2 separate regions of the Homo sapiens genome follow, and region 1 is linked to region 2. Evidence: read pairs that join two places in POLR2A ChIA-PET (ENCODE). Cell type or tissue: PC-9. All regions are shown on one strand. Region 1 overlaps SH3RF2 (SH3 domain containing ring finger 2). Region 2 has its middle 89 kb from the start of PRELID2.

Region 1 (4,000 bases), 210 kb before region 2:
TAAAGAACTCTGAATTCAGAAGGAGAAACAGATAAGAAATAGATGCCATTAAAGGGAGATAGGTGTTACAATGGAGGAGGTATGAAGTCCTAAGGGTGTCTTGACTCAGACAGCTCCTTCACTTCTTCCTTCTCTTGCTCCCTTACTCTCTTTAAGAATTTTCTGAGCTTTTAATCTGGTGGAGGGGTGGGAAAGAAGGACGGCCTAAGGCAAAACCATGCATACATAAGATATAGAAGGGGAGGATGAGGTAGGTGCCAGGGAAGTCCTGCTGCAGGAACTGAAGAGGGGGACAGAATCAGAGACCAACTGAGAAGATTTTCCAAAGAGGCAGCATTTGAGCCCAACACTAATAACTGTGGACAGGATTTTGAGAGATTGGTTTGTCGAATAATGAAGAGGTTGGATAAAAACTCAAAGGGTTAAGAGAATTAATAAGGCATTGGGAAGTACTTTGAATTTTGGTTTCTTTTTGCTTTTAACACTCATGTGTAAAATGTTTGTAATCCTAAAAATGCACTTAGGACTTAAATGTTTTCTTACTGAGATATTTGTCGCACAGGATCTCTTCCTTTTGTGAGCCATCTCTCCTTTACTCCCTGGTAGTTTTGCTCAGGCCATGTGGTGCAGGATGGCTGATTCTGCCCAGACCTCTGGCTTTAGGGGTGGCCACATGACCGAGGTCCAACCAATCAGACTATTCCTTATACCTTTGGTACAGCAATTGCTCTGAGATGCATGCAGAACCCCAGGTAAGCTAATTGGAGTCTCCTTGGCAAAGCTGTCATGAAAAACACCCATAATTTCTCTAAGATTAAGAGCTTAAAGAATGATGTAGGCTTTGGCTGTCAGTATATCACTCCTGGAAAGAACTTGCCTGGGAATGAAGAAAGCGGTAGGTAGAGCTGAGAGATGATGAAAGATACAGAATCCAGGTGACTGTGAGCCCATGGATCCTGCTGGGTCTGAGGTCTAGCCTCCAAATCCCCATGAAACTAACTCTCCTGCTTTTTTATTTCTTAAGCCAGTTGGAAGAGGAATTTTGCAAATTACAACTGAGAAGGTCTTCCTACAATAGAGCAGATAAACTGTATTGACAGAAGGGAAATAATTTTCCTGGATAAGTTAGTCTGATCAGTATTAATAAAAATCCATGCCTCAGGCTCACATCTGCCCTGATCAACTTATCTTTCTTGCTGAATTGATGGCCTCTATTCACGACTTCAGTTAAAATGATAAAACACCACTGTGGTTATAGAACATGGCCAGGTGGCTGCCCAGACTACTGTTTTTCAGATCAATCCTTTTAACAACTATTCGCCATGATTATGTCCTGTATTTTAGGCATTTGGGTCCTTTCATCCCAAAGAATCCTGAAATCGTTTCCTATCTGTACCAAGAATCCTATGAGTGTTAGTCACTTTATTCATATCTGAAATATTATCTCTCTCCTCAGCTCTCTCCCTTCCCTCAGGACAGAAAGAAACAGTGGTTCTTAGAGAAGAGAAATGTTAAAGAATGTACCTTCCCGAGAAGGAAGAAAATTCTAATTAGTCACCACATTCTCATTTCTATTACCAAATAAGGGAGATTGTCATAAGTGACAACTGAAGATGACCCCTCAGAACTTTCCCCCACTACAAACTCTTTGGAGTTGACATGAGGCAAAAAAAAAAAAAAAAAAAAAAAAGGAGGATGCAGGAATGCAGCAGCTCCTGAAAAAATCCCACTGTCTTCAAGAACGTTATCAATTTGCCCTCTTTATTTTATCTCCATGGGCAACTTTTCAAGAGTCAAGGCTGGGTGGTGTTCACTGTAGGAGTATGTGTTAGCAAAACTAGTTTCAGCATATGTATAAAAAATTTCCATCAGCTGCTTGCTGCTATCAGATATCACACTACCTGTGAAAGCTCTTTGAGGAATTGCATTTTAACTTCCTGCTCTGTTTTTCAATGAAACTGAGATTTCTGTTTGCTAGCTGTCTTGCCTGTTGGGTTCTTTTTGATCCCAGTTTTGACCCTGCTAATGTGTCTTTATGTGCCAATAGCAATTTTACATCCTGTTAATATTCTTCCTAGGTAAGAATCTCATTTTCTATCTCTGTAGACTTCCATGGGTAAAAATGCCAAGTTTCCATTTTTCAGAAATATTATATCCTTTTCCACCCACCACAGAAAGAAATTAGACAGCCATAGGAGTTAAACACAAGTGAGGCAGGTCAGCCTACCCCTTTTAAACAAAAGTTCAGGGAAGAAATATTTCAGACACTAGGAAACCAGGGGGCACAGCACTTTAGTTCCATCTTAGTTTTGTCAGTATTAGATACAAAGGAGTCTTAGGAGTTAGAATCAGGCCTTTTTTGGAAAGCTTCTGGATCATTTAAGTCCAAAATATGTTGATTAAGGGCCAGGCATTGAACTACATGATATTGAAAGAAACTTTCCTTCTTTTCTAGGCCGGTAGAGCTTCTTTTCTGGGCTGGTGGAGTATGTAAGTCTGAGCTATCTGTTGCAATAGTTTTTTGTAGTAAATATTTGTGATTCTTTTGAATGTCCCACATCTGAATCCCTTTTCCATGTTTGGGAATTCATCCAGCTTATAAGTTTAGGTAGGTGGCAGAACTTGCTTCAAAATTTAGAAGTTGAACAGCTGGGCATAGTGGCACATTCCTATAGTCTCAGCTACTCAGGAGGCTGAGGCAGGAGGTTTGATTCAGCCCAGGAGCTGGAGGCTGCAGCGGGCAATGATCACTACTGCACTTCAGCCTGGGTGACAGAATGAGACCCTGTCTCTAAAACAAAATTAAATACATACATACATACATACATGCATACATACATACATGCCCAGAATAGTTGAAAATGCCGGCTTTAATAGCGTTGCTTTCAGCCAGGGATCTAGGTTTTGTTAATTACATGTACCTGACTTGAATTTTGAATTGGGAGTTAGTGACCCAAAGAGAGGACCTGGGAAGACTCCTCTCCACCTCCGTGTGATGCTGGTGGAGGCTAACGCAGGTTGACCTCCAACTACAGCAATAGAAGGGGGACAAAGGCAGACCTGGAAGTCACACTTAGTCATTTGGGGCATTGTTCCTGCAAGGTGGCCTCAAACCAGTCCTTCAGCCCTCCTAGAGGTTCTGTGAACAACCTAATATTCTTTTTATTATCCTGCCTCTGCTGATATATATATATATATGTATACACACACACACATACACACACACACACACACACACACACACACACATATATATATAGCAGTAGATTTTATTGTTTGCAACTAAGAAGGCTGGGGATCTAAGTCATGGAGAGTGCCCTTTGCAAATGGAGAGAATGAGGTCAATTCATATAAACAAGGGGAGTTAAGGCAGAGGGGGGTGAATCTGCCAGAGCTATCTGGGTCCTTATAGGCTCTTAGTCTGGCTCTTACTCTAAATTTTCCAGCCTATGAGCTATCAAATACCCAGTTTTGTTTGAGCTAGTTTGAGGTGGTTTCTGTCACTTGCAACTAAAAGAGTTCTGGCAAACACAGATGAAAGCAAATTAATATTACATATCAGGAGTCTCAAGAATGTTCATCCCTTTGACCTGATAATCATTTTTCTATTCTTTGGAAATAATTAAAAATGTTAAAAAACAAAACCAAAATAATTGATGGGATTGGGCAAATGGTTGCATAAAAAGTGCCTTTAGATGACAATATCCACAAAGCTGGAGGTACTTGCTGCCAATTCCATGGTCGCCTTTTTCATCCCTTTCATGTTACCTTTTGGAGACATTTTCATTGCTGTCTTAGTTTTATTCTGTGTCTCTCTGGACAGCTTTTCCCTGCTTCTCTACCTGGAGTCTTTGGAAACTGCTTTTTGAGGCTCAAAATGGCCATAAACTGTGAGACCATGTAAATGCTTATTTGCTTTTCAGACCAAATTGCTGTTGAGCACCAGAGGTCTGAAAGTGCCCTAAACAGGCCACGCTGTAAAACACCACACATGATCTTG
Region 2 (4,000 bases):
TTCCTATCCATGAGAATGGAATGTTTCTTCATTTGTTTGTGTCCTCTTTTATATCCTTGAGCAGTGGTTTGTAGTTCTCCTTGAAGACGTTCTTCATATCCCTTGTTAGCTATATTCCTAGGTATTTTATTCTCTTTGTAGCATTTGTGAATGGGAGTTCATTCATGATTTGGCTCTCTGTCTATTGTTAACGTAAAGCAATGCTTGTGATTTTTGCTGAAGTTGCTTATCAGTCTAAGAAGTTTTGGGCTGAGATGAAGGGTTCGCTAAACATAAAATCATGTCGTCTGCAAACGGAGACAATTTGACTTCCTCTCTTCCTATTTGAATACGCTTTATTTCTTTCTCTTGCCTGATTGCCCTGGCCAGAACTTCCAATACTATGTTGAATAGGAGTGGTGAGAGAGGGCATCCTTGTCTTTACCAGTTTTCAAAGGGAATGCTTCCAGCTTTTGTCCCTTCAATATGATATTGGCTTTGGGTTTGTCATAAATGGCTCTTATTATTTTGAGATATGTTCCATCAATACCTAGTTTATTGAGAGTTTTTAACATGAAGGGATGTTGAATTTTATCAAAGGCCTTTTCTGCATCTATTGAGATAATCAAGTGATTTTTGTCTTTGGTTCTGTTTATGTGATGGATTTTGTTTATTGATTTGCATATGTTAAGCCAGCCTTGCATCCCAGGGAGGAAGCCCACTTGATCATGGCGGATAAGTTTTTTGATGTGCTGCTGGATTTGGTTTGCCAGTATTTTATTGAGGATTATTGCATCGATGTTTATCAGGGATATTGGCCTGAAGTTTTCTTTTTTTGTTGTATCTCTTCCTGGTTTTGGTATCAGGATGATGCTGGCTTCATGAAATGTGTTTTTTATTGTTTGGAATATTTTCAGAAGGAATGGTACCAGCTCCTCTTTGTACCTCTGGTAGAATTCGGCTGTGAATCAATCTGGTCCTGGGCTTTTTTTGGTTAGTAGGCCATTTATTACTGCCTCAATTTCAGAACTTGTTATTGGTCTATTCAGGGATTCAACTTCTTCCTGATTTAGTCTTGGGAGGGCATATGTGTCCAGGAATGTATCCATATCTTCTAGATTTTCTAGTTTATTTGCATAGAGGTGTTTTTAGTATTCTCTGATGGTAATTTATATTTCTGTGGTGTCAGTGGTGATATCCCCTTTATCATTTTTTATTGTGTCTATTTGATTCTTCTCTTTTCTTTATTAGTCTAGCTGCTATTTTGTTAATTTTTTTTTTTTTAAACAGCTCCTGGAGTCATCGATTTTTTTTTTTAGAGGGTTTTTGATGTCTCTATCTTCTTCAACTCTGCTCTGATCTCAGTTATTTCTTGTCTTCTGCTAGCTTTTGGATTAGTTTGCTCCTGCCTCTGTAGCTCTTTTAATTGTGATGTTAGGGTGTTGATTTGAGATCTTTCTGGCTTTCTAATGTGGGCATTTAGTGCTATAAATTTCCCTCTTAACACTGTGTTAGCTGTGTCCCAGAGATTCTGGTTCATTGTCTCTTTGTTCTCATTGGTTTCAAAGAACTTCTTGGTTTCTGCCTTAATTTTGTAATTTACCCAGGAGTCATTCAGGAGCAGGTCATTCGATTTCCATGTAATTGTGTGGTTTTGAGGGAGTTTCTTAATCCTGAGTTTAATTTGATTGCACTGTGGTCTGAGAGACAGTTTGTTATGATTTCCATTCTTTTGCATTTGCTCAGGAGTTTTTTACTTCCAATTATGTGATCTATTTTAGAATAAGTGCCATGTGGCAGTAAGAAAAATGTATATTCTGTTGATTTGGGGTGGAGAGTTCTGTAGATGTCTGTTAAGTCCACTTGATTCAGAGCTGAGTTCAAGTCCTGAATATCTTTGTTAATTTTCTGTCTTGTTGATCTGTCTAATATTGACAGTGGGGTGTTAAAGGCTCCCACTATTATTGTGTGGGAGTCTAAGTCTCTTTGTAGGTCTCTAATAACTTGTTTTATGAATCTGGGTGCTCCTGTATTGGGTACATATATATATTTAGAACAGTTAGCTCTTCTTGTTGAATTGTTCCCTTTACCATTGTGTAATGCCCTTCTTTGTCTCTTTTGATCTTTGTTGGTTTAAAGTCTGTTTTGTCAGAGACTAGGAATTCAATCCCTGTTTTGTTTTTGTGTTTGTTTTTTTGCTTTCCATTTTCTTGGTAAATTTTCCTCCATCCCTTTATTTTGAGCCCATGTGTGACTTTGCATGTGAGATTGGTCTCCTGAATACAGCACGCCGACGGGTCTTGACTCTTTATCTAATTTGCCAATCTGTGTCTTTTAATTGGGGCATTTAGCCCATTTACATTTAAGGTTAGTATTGTTATATATGAATTTGATCTGGTCATCATGATGCTAGCTGGTTATTTTGCGCACTAGTTGATGCAATTTCTTCATAGTGTCATTGGTCTTTATATTTTGGTGTGTTTTTGCAGTGGATTGTACCAGTTTTTCCTTTCCATATTTAGTGCTTCTTTCAGGATCTCTTGCAAGGCAGGCCTGGTGGTAACTAAATCCCTTAGCATTTGCTTGTCTGGAAAGGATTTTATTTTCCTTTGCTGATGAAGCTTAGTTTGGCTGGATATGAAATTCTGGATTGAAAATTCTTTTCATTTTTTTTTTTGAGATGAAGTTTCACTCTTATCACCCAGGGTGGAGTGCAATGGTGTGATCTTGGCTCACTGGAACCTTGCCTCCTGGGTTCAAGCGATTCTCCTGCCTCAGCCTCCTGAGTAGCTGGGATTATAGGTGCCCACCACAATATCCAGCTAATTGTTTCTATTTTTAGTAGAGACGGGATTTCACCATGTTGGCTAGGCTGGTCTCAAACTCCAAACCTCAGGTGATCTGCCGTCCTCGGCCTCCCAAAGTGCTGGGATTACAGACATGAGCCACCGTACCTGGCCCAATTCTTTTCTTTAGGAATGTTGACTATTGGCCCCAAGTATCTTCTGGCTTGTAGAGTTTCTGCTGAGACGTCTGCTGTTAGTCTGATGGGCTTCCCTTTGTAGGTGACCTGGCTTTTCTTTTTGGCCACCTTTAACATTTTTTCCTTCATTTCAACCTTGGAGAATCTGATAATTATGTGTCTTGAGGTTGATCTGCTATGGAATATCTTAGTGGTGTTCTCTCTATTTCCGAATTTGCATGTTGGCCTGTCTTGCTAGGTTGGGGAAGGTCTCCTGGATAATATCCTGAAGTGTGTTTTCCAGCTTGTTTCCATGCTCCGCATCTCCTTCAGATACTCCAGTCTATCATAGGTTTGGTCTTTTTATGGAGTCCCATATTTCTTGGAGGCTTTGTTCATTCCTTCTAATTATTTTTTCTCTAGTTTTGTGTGCATGCCTTATTTCAGCAAGATGGTCTTCAAACTCTGATATCCTTTCTTCTGCTTGGTCGATTCAGCTATTGATACTTGTGTATGCTTTACAAAGTTCTCATGCTGTGTTTTTAGCTCCATCAGATCATTTATGTTCCTTTCTAAACTGGTTTTTCTAGTTAGCAGCTCCTCTAACCTTTTATCAAGGTTCTTAGCTTCTTTGCATTGGGTTAGAACATGCTCCTTGAGCTCAGCACAGTTTTTTCTTACCCATTTTTTGAAACCTACTTCTGTCAATTCTTCCATCTCATCCCCTGTCCAATTATGCACCCTTGCTGGAGAAACGTTGCAATCATTTGGAGGAGAACAGGGACTCTGGCCTTTTGGATTTTTGGTGTTTTTTTGTTGATGCTTTCTCATCTCTGTGAGTTTGTCTAGTTTCGATCTTTGAGGATGCTGACCCTTGGGTAGGGTTTTTGTGCGGCCTTTCTGTTGTTGTTGATACTGTTGTTGTTGCTTTCTGTTTGTTTTTCTTTAAATGGTGAGGTCCCTCTTCTGTAGGGTTGCTGTGGTTTGCTGGGGGTTCACTTCAGGCCCTATTCATCTGGTTCACTACCGCGCCTGGCGATGTCACTCAAGAAGGCTGGA

Evidence for each region. ChIA-PET counts read pairs that join two places held together with the same protein. Peaks named below come from ENCODE experiments on the same cell type or tissue, not always from the same donor. Only the 100,000 strongest peaks of a DNase experiment are listed, where the experiment ranks them.
Region 1: POLR2A ChIA-PET joins it to region 2 with 9 read pairs; 2 of 35 experiments call an interaction of 5 or more read pairs at or near these places.

What each region holds. Positions count from the first base shown.
Region 1 is chr5:145,958,865-145,962,864 of GRCh38, reverse strand. All of the region lies in intron 2 of SH3RF2 (SH3 domain containing ring finger 2), which reads right to left. All of the region lies in intron 3 of LOC107986458 (a long non-coding RNA gene), which reads left to right. Among named protein-coding and RNA genes, the nearest start is that of SH3RF2, 24 kb to the right of the region's middle. In PC-9, no CTCF peak of the experiment used is centred here; DNase peaks (open chromatin) are centred at 1,484 and 1,864; H3K27ac peaks cover 2,659 bases.
Region 2 is chr5:145,744,519-145,748,518 of GRCh38, reverse strand. It overlaps a transcript of PRELID2 not described here. Among named protein-coding and RNA genes, the nearest start is that of PRELID2, 89 kb to the left of the region's middle. In PC-9, no CTCF peak of the experiment used is centred here; no DNase peak of the experiment used is centred here.